Regions from separate parts of the Homo sapiens genome. Here region 2 is linked to region 1. The links are chromatin loops, found by intact Hi-C in ENCODE. Cell type or tissue: ascending aorta. All regions are shown on one strand. Each heading gives the region's core, and the rest is flanking DNA. Links, peaks and the distances in the headings are about the cores only.

Region 1 (8,475 bases), core at 3,939-6,438:
GAACCCGCGAGGCGGAGGTTGTGGTGAGCCAAGATTGTGCCATTGCACTCCAGCCTGGCCAAGAAGAGCAAAAAGTAAAAAAGAAAAAAAGAAAAAAGAAAAGAAAAAGAAAAAAAGAAAGGGGATGCTCTAATCTCCATGCCTTATTATTTTATCTTCTCAATTAATTCAAAACTAAGGCAGGAAAGAGCATCCTATTTAACAGGCCCCCTCAAATTCCAACCTGTGTTCTTCTTCTTCTTTTTTTTTTTTTTTTTTTTTTTTTAGATAGGGTCTTGCTCTGTCACTCAGGCTGGAGTCCAGTAGATCGATCACAGCTCACTGCAGCCTCAACCTCCCGGGCTCAAGCAATCCTTCCACCTCAGCCTCCCAAGTAGCTGGGATTACCCCTGGCTGATTTTTACATTTTTTTTGTAGAGATGGGGTCTTGGGGTCTTGCCATGTTGCCCAGGGGTCTCAAACTCCTGAGCTCAAGGGATCCTCCTGTCTTGGCCTCCCACAGTGCCGGAAATACAGGTGTGAGCCACTGCACCCGGCCCCCAACTCTGTGTTTCTATCACACTTTTTTTTTCATTTGAGCTTTTCAAACTTCACATTTGTTGGCCACTCAACACTATTACTTAATGCATTAAAATAAAATTTCTCATTCCCAAATGAGACAAATCAACCCGGAGGGACTGTAAATCAGATGGACTGTAAAGAAAACAAACTCTCAACAGACAGGCAGCCAAAGACAGCCCCAAAAAAGTACCTGCAAATTTAAAAAAGCGAAAGTGTTTAGCAGAGGTTATTGTTGGTACAGGTCTTCCCAAAGAGAAAAGTATGGCACGAATTACCTGCTTCAATCAAGCAAGCTACTCATTTTGACCTATATAACTCATAATCAACTCAATACTTCCCTATAGCTATAGATCTTGATTGCTGGGCCCAGGTGAGTTGTGGAAATAAGCTATACTCGTGTTTTCATCTGGAAATATCAGGGTTCTGGTGAGGGACAGAGGGCAAAAGGACCAGAATCAAACTGTGGATTAGGGTCCCGGGGCAGGGATGGCACTGGCAGCCAGGAGACACCCAGGCTTGCTTCTTCACATGCCAGGCCAGCTTGTTGACTCTGCTGTGGGGTGATTCAGAGTTGTAGGTAAGGATGTGAGCTTGGGAACCAGCAGACTTGGTCCTGTGCTGTGTGCTGAGCTTGACCTCTGATTCAGCATGGAACCTGGGGCAACTTACCTCCCCTGCAAGCCTCCATGTTCTCATCTGCAAAATGGTGGTCATGTTAGCACGCACCACGGAGGTTATGGTGAGGAGTAAAATCACCATGTATGAAGAACACTCTGGCCCCACTGAGTAAATATGAGCTCCTGTGATGAGTGGGAACACAGGCCCCTGAAGGTGACACCCACAGAAAGCAAATCCATCCCTGATAGAAAGGATCAATGGGCTCCTCCACCTGCCACCCCTTCTCAGAGGGGTTGCCCTAAAGCCTACACCTTCACACCTCCCAGTGTGGCATAGAGAAGTCCCCCTGATCATTGTCCTGGAAGTCTGAAAAAACATGTTAGGTGGCATTACCTTGTTCAAGGAAGCTAACAGGATGGCACTAAAACAGCAGGGTCTGACCAGTGAAAACTCAAAACAGAAGCTATTTATAGCCAGGTATGAATAAAATTTGGTTAGAGGGGAAAGGAACAAATCATTCCATTTTTATGGATTCCAGAAGGCTCCAGACTTTATGTTCAGGAATAGATGATCACTACTCAAACTCTTACCACTGGCTTTGAAATGTGTGCCTCCAGTTTGTTATTGGGCTTCACGGCACAAATCAGAACCAAATTTACACCAAGCGACTCTGGAACATCTACACAGCTCTTCTGCTTTACAGAACAGAGGTGTTCTTGGAAAAGTCTTTGTCAAAACAAACCATAAATAGACATTTAATGGAACCCATGGTGGGTCCTTTGGTAAAGTGAGGAGGGAATTTTTAATTAGTAACTGATGTTTATTTAGTGTATATCTCTAAAGCTTTCCATTTACTCAAAGTAGGAGCATGCCTCTAAATATACATGATCTGATGGACACTATCAATTTATATATAAACGCTCATAAAATAACCCAAGCCTTATCAAGGTACTCGGCACAATAAAAAGCTGAGATGAGCATTAGGAATAAATGGATCGGTGATCCTTCACCAGTCCCCCGCTCAGCAAATGCACATACACATTTCCCTCACATTTTCCAAATATGTCTTGAAACCACCCACATCAAAACTACTTGCATTTCCTAATACAGCTGCAGATTATTGAGCCCCATCCCAGACAGGTATTTTTCCACCAATTTCAAGCAGGGTAAGTCTAAAATCCCAACAGAAAAGCTGTCTTTCCCTAAACTAGCACAAAGTGCTCACTCCTTTACAGACGTAGGAGAACATCCTGGACAGGCCTCCCTGGAGGTCTGCTGAAGTCCTCAGGACTCTCGATAGGAGAGTTCCCTTCTGTGCAAACCTGGAACCTTCCAGACATGTAAAATTACTTTTTCCCCTTAAGAATCCTGGAAAATTGGGACTGGAAGGACCCCTGAAACTCATCTAAGTGGGACCTCCTCATTTCACCATTTATTTCTACCATGATCATTACACAAAGGATTAGAAGTGTAGTGTAAAAATGTGCACTACATACTAAATATGAAAAATAATAAAATGCTATAATCAGGGAAAACGCAAGTTGGAACAGAAGGTCAAAAACCAGGAAGGAAAACAGTATCAAGATATCACGTCCTGGGTCCTGCAGAGTTCCTTCAATAAAGCCTTGAATTTGACTCTTGAGTTTCCTGGCAGCCAAAGGGGAGAGGAAAACATGCTGGTGATGTGATTCTTGTCTCCCATGGGGAAGGACAGGGGAGCCTTGCTGTGCAGAGGAGGAAACCCAGTCCCAGGGAGGTTAACGGGCTCTCCGGTTTGCACTGGAACTAACACGCATATCACATTTTCCTAATTCTCTGACTAGTGTCAACCCTGTGTCATTCAATTCAAATATGTATTTTTAGACTCTAATGAAAAGCTTCCTTAAATTGCTTGAGCCAAGGAGTTTGAGACCAGCCTGAGAAACACGGTGAAACCCCGTCTCTACAAACAATACGAAAATTAGCTGGACGTGGTGGTGGCACCTGTAGTCCTAGTGATGCCTGTAGTCCTAGCTACTAAGGAGGCTGAGGTGGAAGGATCACTTGAGGCTGGGAGGTCAAGGCTGCACTAAGCTGTGAACATGCCACTGCACTCTAGAGAAAGACCTTGTCGCAAAAAAAAAAAAAAAAAAAAAATTGGCCAGGCGCAGTGGCTCATGCCTGTAATCACAGCAATTTGGGAGGCCGAAGTGGGCAGATCACTTGAGCCCAGAAGTTTGAGACCAACCTGGGCAACAGGGTGAGACCCCATCTTAAAATAAATAAATAAACAGAACAAAATAAAAATAAAAAAGCTTCCTCAAGTCTCTTGTGAATTCTTTTCTGTAAGAATGAAAAAGAATACCATGACTTGATATCTTGATACGGTTTTCCTTCCTGTTTCTTGACCTTCTGTTCCAGCTTTAAATTTAAGTAACAGAAAAAAGCTTGGAACCAGCAAACTCTGAAAGCTCCTCCTTCTCTACAGCCAAGGATTGGTTCGGCTCTGAGCTTCTCTGTGAAAAGAATTTCCTCCTTAGTCTCACCTTTTCATGCTCTCTGAATCAGAAGCTCAAGCCAAAGCAACTGACAGAGGGATGAGACATTCCAACATAGTCATTATGAAAGAGCTTATCAGAATTCTGTCCTTCCTGTTTTATTCCACTGATGAGCAGATCTTCAGGCAACTTTACTAAAATAGTTCTTTCTTGTACTCAATTTAAAACAAGTCCCTTGCATTTACCCCTCTGAAAAAATTTTAGGATAGAGGCAGAGGCAAAATAAACTGACAGACTTAACATCCAATGTCTTGTCTTTCTTAAGTGTTTTATCATCAGAAATGGAATGAAAAATGGGTGTTAGATCTAGATCCACTTAGCAGTAGTTATGTTAATATCCAATCCATCCTTTTAAAGAATTCTATGTTGAGTTCTTCCACCTGATTATATATCACATATAAAGATACAGCCAGGCATGGTGGCTCATGCCTGTAATCCCAGCACTTTGGGAGGCTGAGGTGGACAGACTGCTTGAGCCCAGGAGTTCGAGACTAGCGTGGGCAACATAGCAAAACCCTGTCTCTACAAAAAAACTAACTGGGCATTGTGGTCTGTGCCTGCAGTCCCAGCTACTTGGGAGGCTGAGGTGGGAGGACCACCTGAGCCTGGGAGGTAGAGGCTGAAGTGAGCAGTGATCACGCCACTGCACTCCAGCCTAGGTGACAGAGTGAGATCCTGTCTCAAAAAAAAAAAAAAGATATTGGTGGTCAGACACTGTGCCTTACGCCTGTAATCCCAGTGCTTTGGAAGGTCAAAGTGGAAGGATCTCTTGAGGCCAGGAGTTCGAGACCAGCCTAGAGCACATAGTGAGACCGTGTCTACAAAAAATAAAAAAAGTTAGCTGGGTGTAGTGGTGCCCAGGAGTTCGAGGCTGTAGTGAGCTATGATCACATCACTGCCCTCCAGCCTGGGCAACAAACACAGCAAGACCCCCTCTCAAAAGACAAAAAAAAAAAAAAAAGATATTGGCCATTCTTAATGTTGAATAGCTTCCCTCACAATGGCATCCCTCACTTTCAGAACCCCTGTCTTTTGTATGAACAAGCAAAGCAAAATAGCCTACTTAGAAAGTGTTTTTCTTCAAAAACCCCAGATATCCCCTATAAGGCTTCTACAAATGGCAGGGGAGGGAACTGAGGCTCTAGCTTCTAGGCCTCAGATTTTCTGAAAACATTGACACATTTTCAATTCAGGCTTAAGAGTTCAAGAGGTTTGTTGGAGACTTTAGTACAATAGAAGAGCTCCTTTCTAATGCAAACATGGTACCTTCCAGACATGTAAAATTACTTCCCCTTTAGTATGCTAGATACTTTGCAGAAAGGTGTTTGACCTTCTGGAATATTAGAAAAATCTATTTTAAAATTTTCTGTTCTCCAGTTCACTGAAAAATAAGACTACGGACGCGATGCAAATGAAGAGGAAGGGACTGCTTGGTAGGATGGGGATGCACTGTTCCCAAGCCCTGCACGCGAGAAGCCTGGCTGGAAAGGCACCTCATCTTCTGCGAGGGCCCCTCGGGCGCCCCCAGAGGGACGAAGGAGAACGTCAGCGTTTTGAAGTGCGCCCTGGAACACAAGGGGAAGGAGGAAGCGCGCGGGGCTCCCCCTGGTGGCCATCAGTGCGAGGCGCGTCGGCCGCGGCTCCCCAAGAACGTTCAACCGGAGGATGAAGAAATCTGCAGTTTTCGCGAGAGAAGCAAGATCATTAGGAGAAGCGAATCCCAGACATCTCCAAACCAGGCATTCGAGAGAGCTCCAGTCTTCAACTCTTTGGTTCAGCCTCAATAATTGAGCTTCAAACCTTGAAGAGGCCAGCTCACCTTCACCATCCTCTACACCATTGCCAAGAAATCCCAAGCCCCCAATCTCGAAACAGTGTGGTGGCTCCCAGTGGGGGCTGCTGTACTTGCTGGAGGAGGAAGAAAGTTTTTCCTCATGAAAATCGTTCTGAAAATGCAGAGGTCATCCCCTACTCTCTGCCCCCCAAAAAAGCAGAAGCCATCCTCCACCCTCTGTGGCCCCTAAAAAGACACAAAGCAACATGCCAGTACATCAGCAATACTGGCCCTTTTCCAGAAGCAGTGGAAAAGTACTCAACTCCAGGGCAGAAATCTTTTATTAATTTTATTTTTCGTGGGCACATAGTAGGTGTATATATTTATGGGGTACATATTTTGGTCCAGGCATGCAGTATGCAATAAGCACATCATGGAGAATGGGGTATCCACTCCCCCAAGCATTTATCCTTTCAATTACAAACAACCCAATTACACTGTTTAAGTTATTTTTAAATGTGCAATTAAGTTATTATTTACTATAGTCACCATGTGGTGCTATCAGATAGTAGGTCTTATTCATTCTTTCTGTTTTTTGTACCCATTAACCATCCCCACCTCCCTGCCAGCTCACACTACCCTTCCTAGCCTCTGCAAACTATCCTTCTACTCTCTGTGTTCATGAGTTCAATTGTTTTGATTTTTAGATTCCACAAATAAGTGAGAACATGTGATGTTTGTCTTTCTGTGCCTGGCTTGTTTCACTTAACATGATCTCCAGTTCCATCCATGTTGCTGCAAATGACAGGATCTCATTCTTTTCATGGCCAAATAGTACTCCATTGTGTATATGTACTATATTTTCTTTTTTCTTTTTTTTTTTTGAGACAGAGTGTGACTCTGTCACCCAAGTTGGAGTGCAGTGGTGTGATCTCAGCTCACTGCAACCTCTGCCTCCCAGATTCAAGCAATTCTCCTGCCTCAGCCTCCTGAGTAGCTGGGATTCCAGGCATGCACTACCATGCCAGCTAATTTTTGTATTTTCAGTAGAGACAGGGTTTCACCATGTTGGCCAGGCTGGTCTCGAACTCCTGACCTTAAGTGATCCGCTAGCCTTGGCCTCCCAAAGTACTGGGATTACAGGAGTGAGCCACCACACCCGGCCTGTATCACATTTTCTTTATCCATTCCTTATTCGTGCACACTTAGGTTGCTTTCAAATCTTAGCTATTGTAAACAGTGCTGCAACAAACATAAGGGTCCAGGTATCTCTTTGATATACTGATTTCCTTTCTTTTGGGTGTGTACCCAGCAGTGGGATTGCTGGATCATATGGTAGCTCAATTTTTAGTGTTTTGAGGAACCTCCAAACTGTTCTCCACAATGGTTATACTAATTAACATTCCCGCCCCAGTGAACGAGGGTTCCCTTTTCTCCACATCCTCACCAGTATTCGTTATTGCCTGTCTTTTGGATGTAAGCCATTTTAACTGGGGTGAGATGATATCTCATTGTAGTTTTGATTTGCCTTTCTCTGATGATCAATGATGCTGAGCACCTTTTCATATGTCTGTTTGCCATTTGTGTGTCTTCTTTTGAGAAATGTCTATTCAAGTCTTTTGGAGGGCAGAAATGTTTTGAGCTCATAAAAGATAAATGGAGGTTCTTAAGATTTCAAATCTCAGATCCCTGCTAAAATGATATAGCTGAGGCTGAGCTAACCATGTGATGACCCAGTTCCCTGTAAAACAAACCTAGGGTGTGGAACAAACCTAGGGCATATTTAAGACCATTTTCTCCTCTGGGAAGGAGCCTTAGAGGGAGGACCTGCAGCAGAACATGCCCCTCCTGCTGCCCATCAGTTATGACCTAGATTCTCCATGAAGGTGCAGAATACAACTGTCAAAATTTGGGGATTAAAGGACCACTCTGAAAATTCTATGCTGGCATCCTTTTAATGAGCTTAATTCGTATCTTCAAAATATATTTGTAGGGCTGGGTGTGGTGGCTCACACCTTTTATCCTAGTACTTTGGGAGACCAAGGTGGAAGGATCGCTTCAGCCCAGAAGTTCGAGACCAGTCTGGGCAACATGGCAAAATCCCATCTCTACAAAAAATACACAAAATTAGCCAGGCATAGTGGTGCCTGTAGTCCTAGACACTCAGGAGGCTAAGGTAGGAAGATCACCTGAGCCTGAGAGGTCGAGGCTGCAGTGAGCCATGATCATGCCACTGCACTCCAGCCTGAGTGACAGAGTGAGACCCTGTCTCAAAAACAAAAAACAAAAACTAAAACAAATCACAATATATTTGTAAGATAGTGTGGGGGGAAAAGCTAGGAGGGTAATGCTTGACCAGTCAAATGTCTGTAAAGTGATTGGTGGTAGATGAAAATATAAATGAATATTTATCAAGTCTCTGAAGTGGGGAGAGGACTTCCTACACATAAAACAGTGGAGGAAATCATAGCACATATAAGGAAAGCCTTATAGCACAATACTTTCAAATGCTGTACTTCCATATGCAAAAATATATAAGCCAAATTAAAAGTCAAAAGAAAACAAAAATGTGTTTTAAAACCAGTCAAATATCTTTTCTATACAAGGAACGCTTTAAAAGGAACTTTTACAAATCAACAAAGAAAATTAGTAAGACTCTGATGGCCAGATAGGCAAAGCCCCTGAACTGAACAGACAAATTTTGCAAGACCAGGAGCAAGGGATGACATACTTCCGGGAAAACCTTCCACTTCCCTGGCCATCAAAGAAATATGCATTAAGTCAACAATGAGGAACTACAGTGTATCTCCACAGCAAATATTATTCAACAAACAAATATCTTTTTGAATGAAGTCTCCCACCAGTGAAAAGGATATAGGGCAAAGAGCATTTTCACATACTGCTGGTGAGGGGCAAACAACACAAGTCTTTTGGGAAGCAATTTAGTGAAATACAGTCCAAGCCTCCAATGTGCTCATTATACCC
Region 2 (8,475 bases), core at 2,751-5,250, 150 kb before region 1:
TGCTTTTCTAATCTATATCTACCTCTGAGAAAACAAGAAAATAATTTGTTTTGTTCAAAATATTCAATTGTTTAAAGGAACAAAATAATCAAAAGATTACGTCCTATGCAAAATTCAAATTATGTCTCAAGATACTCAAGTGAAATGAACATTCAGAGTGACAAATTGAAAATTAATGCTCTAATTAGACTTGTTTCATTTGCCCTTTTAAAATAAAAGGATGCAGTTTTACAATGTCCTATTTTTGAAGGGGTTAGGGCTATACTAGTAGGGTGGCATATATTTTACCCCAGGCAGAAAGTCAACGATTATTACCCTCATTGGGCAGGAAGTGCCAGAATTCAACTGGCACATGCTTCATCCTGTGGCTGTGTGTGTAAAACTTCCCTGATATGCCAAGAATAGCTAAGTACTTGCTTAGAAGGTGAAGCTCAAAATATAGTGTGAACATGCACAACTTTTGAGAAAACTTTCAAAAGGCACATAGAAAAGTAAAACACTCCATATCTCTGCAACTGAGGGTCTTATGTGACTTAGAAGGGAATCACACTATCAAAAAATCTTGCCTGATTTTATTTCCCTTTCATGGTTACATATTTGACAGCTGGTCAGGAAGCAAGGCCCTCAGGGCTGGGCAGTGGCTGGACTTCTTCTGTGTATGTTTATTTCAGATGGGATGGAATACCAGGGACCCACTGTGGCACGGCAGTCTGCTTCAGTTGGTCAATGGTGTTAAAATATTTCCTTTGCTCCTCCCTGCCCTTCAAGTACTCTAATAAATCATCTCAAGATCATTCATCCAAACCCTGTCCGCACATCTCCATTCTGTTGTCATCATCTTTTCCTCCCTTGCTCACCTGCCTCTTTCTGGAAATGGAGAATGGTGCTGTCTAATAGTCCAGGAAGAGAAGGATAGCTCTGAGGTCTGCTGGCTCATCCTAGACTAGAGCTCTAAGGGAGCTGACCTCAGAGGATCGTGGCATTGAGAGACTGGCTCATTGTGTGGAGTCAGTGGACTTGTCCAGGTGTGCTCCCCAGAGTGTGGCTGCCCTGGAACCCGGAAGGAACAGGGGCTACCACTTACTTTCAGCTGCTGCTTCTTGTCATGCAGCGTGCGTCGGTACAGCTTCAGCTGTTCCGCAGCCTCAGGTCCAGGCTGGCGGGCCAAGACGTGCTTTAGTTCCATGTAGAGTTTCTCCTTTTCCTAGTGGAGAGCAGAACCAGGAGCAGAGATAAACAGCCCCGTCAAAACAGGGAAAATGCCTTTCACTGCATGGCCAGCACAATTTGGGAGTGGCCCAAGCTACTTCACAGCTCCACAGTGATCACATTCACTCACAGATTCATTCAGTCATGCATTGAAACAATCCTTATGAAGGGCTGGGAATGTCCCCAACATTTGGATACAAGTAATAAGACAATGAGTAAGAGAAAGTTCCTCTCTACCTGAACATAAGATCACAAGGACTGGGAGACAAGGGCAGGATACAAGATCTTGCCAAGAAAAGGAGGGAGTGACTGACTCTGGTTGGAGGAGTTGGTTGCAGGAGGAAGTAAAAAAGAGAGTTTTTCAAGAAATATAATAGCCTGGTGCAGTAGCTCGTGCCTGTGATTCCAGCACATTGGGAGGCTGAGGCAGGAGGGTCGCTTGAGGCCAGGAGTTCAAGATGAACATGGGCAACATAGTGAGACCCCGGTTCTATTTAAAAAAAAAAAGAGAGAGGAAAAAAAGAAAAATACAAAAATTAGCCAGACATTTTGGTGCATGCCTGTAGTCCCAGCTACTTAGGAGGCTGAGGTGAGAAGATCATTTGAGCCCAGGAGATCGAGGGAGCAATGAGCTGTGCACCACTGCACTCCAGGCCCCATCTGAAAAAAAAAAGAAAAGAAATATGATGGCATGGGAAGAAAAGAAATCTGAAAATGTCTTGAGGGAAGAGGTAAATATCCAAGGAAACTTGGGTATGCATATTTGTAGACCTAAAAGAAAGGATTTTCTAGAAACCCTAAGCAAATGATAATTCTGTAACTTTATTTAAACAATAAACAATATGAAATCCTCATTTGAATCCTAGAGTTTAATTGCTTGTAAAGTGTTTTCCGACCCTTGAACTAAAGAAATTACATATAAGCAAAGATTTATTTCTAAAGCATCTCAATTCTAGATTTCCAAATCACTAAACTGCAATAATTTGAATAAACATTGATAAAGTCTAGTGTGTCTACTCATCAGTCTCTGTACACATTTATTTCCTTAAGATAATTGTGGTAAGCACAAGCCCTGTCATTAAATGAAACATTCAGTCAAATGGATATTAATTTTTACCTACAGCTAAGTATTCTTAGTATTGTTATCAAATAATCTGCTTTTAGCAGAAAATATAAAAGTCATAAAAAATCAGGTGAAAGAAAAATCATTAACTAGTCATTGTTACCATTTGTTTCAGTTTTTCCTTTTCCCTGGCCAAATTATTGAAACTCCATTACAAAAACATAGCTCTATTTATAGAAGAGTGTATGCAACTTAAAAAGTATTTGGATGGAATAAGCTCTGGGAAAAACACATATGAAAAAAATACTCACCATTTAAGAAATAATTCCAGAAATGACAAGGAAATCCAAAAGCCCGTGCCAAAGAAGAGAACTTGAACAAATCAAATTACAAAGTGATGATCTTCCCTTGCTGTACAACACCTCCTGTCACACCTTACAATATAATCTTGAGAAAGATATCAGGAGGTGAGTTTATTTTCTAGAGACACTTAACACCTACTCTGTTGGGAAAATAACACTTCTGACAAGGCTTCAAGATTCAATTTGGAGAGGGTAATAAATATGTGGAGAAGTCCATGAAACAGTTTTGTCCATTTCTTTCAGCTCACCTTTCTCTATACCAGAGTACAGATAGACTTGCAAAGGAAAGAACCTCACAATGACAGAGAGAAAGCAATCTGGTTTGGAATATAATAATGTCTTAAACTGAAAAGACCATCTTACTCCAAGCATCTTGAAATGTTTCACAGGTGTAATTCTCTTCAATTACTCTTGGTAGGTTGAGAGGAGAAAGACACAGAGAAGAAAGTTTGAAAGAAACAAAATATTGTCACCTCACCACATAGGTGAGGATCTCAGCATCAGCAGGAATTAATGGTGCCTCCACAGTCCATTGGCAAGTCAAAAACCTAGTGATGATATACCCCAAGAATCACCTTTCCTGTGCAAAACTTCCCCTGGGGCTCAAAGACATGGTATCACCCTGAAAATATTTGGGCAAAATTGAGCTACAAAATTCCATCTACATGATATCATGGATAGAAGAATCAAGCCAGAAAGTGGAATCAGGTTCAAAGCCACATTAGAGAGTAATGATGGTAAGAGCATGACTCACCTCCTCCATCTCCCCATCTACACCATCTGAATAAGCCCTGCCATGTCCTCTAATAGAAAGTACAGTGTTCTGACACAGAGTGAATGATGTTGTCATTTATCCTGTCTTCTTCGTCACTTCCAATATTTTGTTTCTTTCCTTTTTGTTCTTTTGGTTTGTTTTTTGTTGTTGTTGTTGTTTTTTTTTTTTTTGAGACCGGGTCTCACTCTGTCACGCAGGCTGGAGTACAGTGGCACAATCATATCTCACTGCAGCCTCAACCTCCTGGACTCAAGCAATCTTCTCACCTCAGCCTCCCAAGTAGCTGGGACTATAGGCATGCACCACCATGCTTGGCTAATTTTTGTACTTTCTGTAGAGGCGGGGTCTCGCTATGTTGCCCAGGCTGGTCTCCAACTCCTGGGCTCATTTTATCCACTCACCTCAGCCTCCCAAAGTGCTGTGATTACAGGCCTGAGCCACCACATCCAGCCTAGTATTTCTTTCTAGGCTTTAACCTTAATTGAAATGGATTTATTATAAAGAATAGCTGAGCAACTGAACTGTGAGGGCCCACAAGTATGGAGAAAAGTGAAGAAACTGAATTACCACTAAAGCTGTCTGGGTAGTCAAAGTCAAAAAGTTCTGAGAATTAAATAACCCAGGGCAAGTGAGCCCTGTGTGTTCATGGTGGGTAGAAGAAATAACAAATGAAACTTCAGGGACTAAGATAGTGGAATACATGAAGAGCAGAGGCAAATGGAATGGGGGCAGTTGTTGGAATGTGTATTGCCCGGCTTCACTGTGCGTGAATTTTGGTCAATGCTTACAGTGGAAAACCTGTCTGATAAAGCAAAGTCTGGTCAGCATTAACATTCTAGCCTTGTGTATCATACAGACTCATATTTTTGGAGAATGTGCTAGTAATTTAGATAAATATGAAATGTTTGATGGATTGAAGGTCTTCAGTACATTGTCTTCCAATTTATTTCTCTCGTAATCCTCTACAAGGGCCAACCAAGCTCTTCAAACATTGTGCAATGGTGTGTATAATAACCCCATTTAGAGACAAAGCGTGCAATTCTATTATAAAGAGAATCTATCTTATGCAACAGAGACTCATTAGCTGTCCAATGTATATTGTCTCCATAAGCCAGCAGTGGCAGAACCAGCTGCCTTATAATACATATCCTGTCCTTCTTTACTAAGCCACATCCATTTCTCTTTAGTCAATTAATTTGTCACTTGGTTAGAAGCACCATATGTCAATGAAACATCATAAGAATATCATAAAGAGGATATTATTTCCCCACCAACAAAAGATTGCATCTTCAGTTTGGCATTTCTTTTATTCCGAGTTTTCTGGTGATGCACAGCAATATCGCTTTGTAGCATGCCTCACTATTTTATGAACAGCTGTACTGGAATCAAGCTCAACTACTAATACCAAAATACTAGCTTTCTCTTTGGCTAAGCATGTCTTGAGAGCACTAACCATACTATGTCCATCCTTGAAATGATAGCCTCTTCCTAGACATCCTGTTCTCTCCGTTGGACAGGCCATCAGATGTGATTATGAATTCTTTTGCTGTGAAGAATCTGCCAAGTTATGCTGGGTAATCACACATCTCATTGTCAATATCAGCTAAGTATGGTAGTAAGAAATTAATTACAGTATTAGCTTCCAGTAATGCTGTTATTACATGGTGGCAGTCTGTAACCTCACAATGGAAATTCCAGACATATTCTGAACAGCCTATGCAAATAAGAGTCAGTGCTACTCCAGGTACAATTCAGAGGGAGAAATTGAGTTTCTCACAGAACTCCTTTCCCCACCAAGCTACAGTTTTATAATCACTGTCTGTTTATATCTTCAGCTGAAAACAGAAGGTAGTTCACATTCAACATGCACCTCAGCACCCCTTCTTCCTCAGCTCGCATACACGAAGCAATAACTGACTGAGAGGAACTAATTTATTCCATTTTCATCTGAATCTGTATTTGGCAAATGCCAGTGCATTGATTCTGCTCACCCTGGAGTCATCAATTTGCTTGGGTGAGAGTTGGGAAGAATCACCTCACTCTGTGAACAAGCTGACTCAAGCGAAACAGGCAGCTTTCCTCCAGACCAAAGACACATGCTTATCTACACCTACCAGGGCAAAAGCTACCCACTCAGATGCTTGAGTGCCAAGAACTCCAAGGAAAGAGATTCCATCTTGCCTTCACTCCAGCCTTACCCAATGGGTTCAAGATAATGTTGATTTTTTTTATTCAATAACCACTGCTTCTGAGAGAAGCTACTTCACAGAATACACAGAAAATCTCTTTCTCAAAATGTCAACAGATATCATGTTACTACCAACAATATTTTATCTTTATAAACCCATTATTTCTCTCCAACTGAATTTTGAGCCTTTAAGGCCAGAACCATGGTGAATCTCTCTCTATATAACTCGCACCTGCTGTTGTGCTCTCCTCATTCTATTGAGGAAGCTTAATAATTTCATTGACTGCAATTACACGGTCAGGTCAGCAAACTATGCCCATCGTATTTTACCAACATACATCAATACAGGTACAGATATATTTGTGTTGAGAACTTTTACTTGAATTAAACCATTCAATAACATCTTCCAGTTAGCAGAGCTTGCATAATTCACTTTATTGAGCTGGTCCTATGAGTTCCATCACTTCGAGCAATATTTTTTTATTATGTATGTTGTGTATAACTCAGAAAATCACTTGAGGTACAACTTTGCCTTGATCTCTTCAATATTTGTAGAGGTTTTCTGATAGTTCAAGTAGTTTCAAACATTTTTTTAATTCATAAGACTTGCAAATGTATTCAAATTAATTGGCTCTGAAAAGACTACTTGTATGTGCATGTACATACTGATACACATAAATATAAAAATGTAAGCATAACTTTTTTTTTTTTTTTTTTGAAATGGAGTCTCACTCTCTCACCTAGCCTGGAGTGCAATGGCACCATCTCGGCTCACTGCAACCTCCACCTCGCGGGTTCAAGAGATTATCCTGCCTCAGCCTCCTGAGTAGCTGGGATTACAGAGGCATGCCACCACGCCCAGCTAATTTTTGTATTTTCAGTAGAGATGGGGTTTCACCATGTTGGTCAGGCTGGTCTCGAACTCCTGACCTCGTGATCTGCCCTCCTTAGCCTCCCAAAGTGCTGGGATTACAGGCATGAGCCACTGCACCCAGCCGTAAGCATAATTCTTAAACTACATTCCTCAACTAAATAATGTGTTGACTTTTTAAACAGCCTCCTTAAACACAGAAATCCTAATTGCACACATAACTCTTTTCCAGAATTGAAAAAAAAAGGCAATACATTTTTGCCTCTGTGCTTGGTTTCAGTCCTTTTTCCATCCCCCCACTACCATCCATAATTCTTAACAAAAGACAAAAGTTACATTTAAAATTCTAAGCAAAATTACTTCCCTCTGTATATAAAAGCAACTCTAGAACACGGCCTAATTTATCTGGAAATGCCTGTTTTCATTAACAGAAAAATAAATTAGAAACTCTGTAAACATATTACATTTCTATCTAGCTTCAGAAAAGAAAAAATAATGCCTAATACCCTGGGGCTTTCTTGTTTATTGGTTTTATAACGAAGATGTCAGCTAAACTGAACTCTGGGCCTATCTTGTTTATGATGTCATGAAGTAGTAAAGCCCCCTAGAGAGGACAGGAAATGCTGGCATTTGGTGATGAAACAGAATTACACAGCCGAGTTCCTTACGAGCAGGGAACTAGTCGGTTACACAGTGGTTCTTGGCTTTAGATGTAGATGAGTAAGTGTTTTATGAGGCATATGAGAAATTTGCATGCACTAACCTTCACCATTTTTGTAACAATAGGAAAAATGCTTCTGGTGCTTTCTGATGTAAGCAACACAAGCTTTCTTGAGAGATGTTTTTGCAAGGGACTTTATTTCCAAAATGCAAATATATGTATGTAAAATCTGGTACAAAGTATGTAATTCTCTAGGCTAGCCTGAACATTGTTACCAAGGCTGTTTGCTTGCTTTCCTAGCAATTTAATCCATGTGAAGAATTTGCACATATTAAAAATCATGATAGTGTTGACTTTTCTTAAAGCCAGTAATGAAACACGTCCAGAGAAATTCAAGTCAACTAAGTATTTATTTAGCAATAACTCTATGTGTGTGACTGTTCTAGGTTCACACAAAGATCAGTAAGGTCGGCTGGGTACGGTGGCTCACGCCTGTAATCCCAGCACTTTGGGAGGCCGATGCAGGCAAATCACTCGAGATCAGGAGTTTGAGACCAGCCTGGCCAACATGGCAAAATCTCATCTCTACAAAAAATACAAAAATTAGCTGGGCATGGTGGCAGGCGCCTGTAATCCCAGCTACTTGGGAGGCTGAGGCAGGAGAATCACTTGAACCTGGGAGGCAGAGGCTGCAGTGAGCCAAGATTGCTCCACTGCACTCCAGCCTGGGTGACAGAATGAGACTCTGTCCACTCCCCACCAAAAAATAATCAGTAAGGTCTAGAGTTTAGTATCCAGTTATGGAAAAACAAATAACTAAGTCATTATAAAACAAAACAGTCATGCCAGGTTCCCAAAGAGGTGCTAGGAGTACTATGCATGTGTAGGTAAGTTCAAAAGTGGAGATGATATCAATTTGGTGGGCCACGGAAAGGGAAATATTTCAGATGCATCTTGGTGGGAGAAGAAGTAGCAGTAATATTTGTATTTGTGGATCTGAAAAGGTCTTCACTATCAAAGGACAAATTGAATAGATAAAGCCACTTGAAGTTAATCCATTTTAAATAGTATCCATTGTCTCTATGACGATTAAATTTCTTAAATTTATCTGAATACCGTGGAGAAATTTGTTTGAGGGAATTTGATAGTTATTGATGTACCTCTGTTAAGCGCATAACAGACATAACTCCTCATTCCCTAGAAACATTTTCTGATTACATTTTGCCTCCTTTCCTTTGGTTTTGCTGGTTATAAATGTTTGGACTGGAGAGGGCTCAATCCTTGAAGCTAGATCATTGGATTCAAATCATAACTTGGCAAGGATAGGGAGGATGAATTACAAGGAT

Evidence for each region. Peaks named below come from ENCODE experiments on the same cell type or tissue, not always from the same donor. Only the 100,000 strongest peaks of a DNase experiment are listed, where the experiment ranks them.
Region 2: a loop joins it to region 1, with 3 times the contacts of the local background. A loop is called at or near these places in 2 of 110 quality-filtered maps.

The regions. Positions count from the first base shown.
Region 1 is chr10:104,288,404-104,296,878 of GRCh38, reverse strand. The region is part of intron 5 of GSTO2 (glutathione S-transferase omega 2); the gene reads right to left. Among named protein-coding and RNA genes, the nearest start is that of GSTO2, 23 kb to the right of the region's middle. In ascending aorta, for the core only: a CTCF peak has its summit at 5,301 (motif pointing left); a DNase peak (open chromatin) is centred at 5,278; H3K4me3 peaks cover 238 bases.
Region 2 is chr10:104,440,427-104,448,901 of GRCh38, reverse strand. It overlaps CFAP58 (cilia and flagella associated protein 58), which reads right to left. Exons shown (of 18, transcript NM_001008723.2): 16 at 1,085-1,204. Among named protein-coding and RNA genes, the nearest start is that of LINC02620, 36 kb to the left of the region's middle. RefSeq lists an enhancer at 2,799-3,998. In ascending aorta, for the core only: no CTCF peak of the experiment used is centred there; no DNase peak of the experiment used is centred there; H3K27ac peaks cover 421 bases.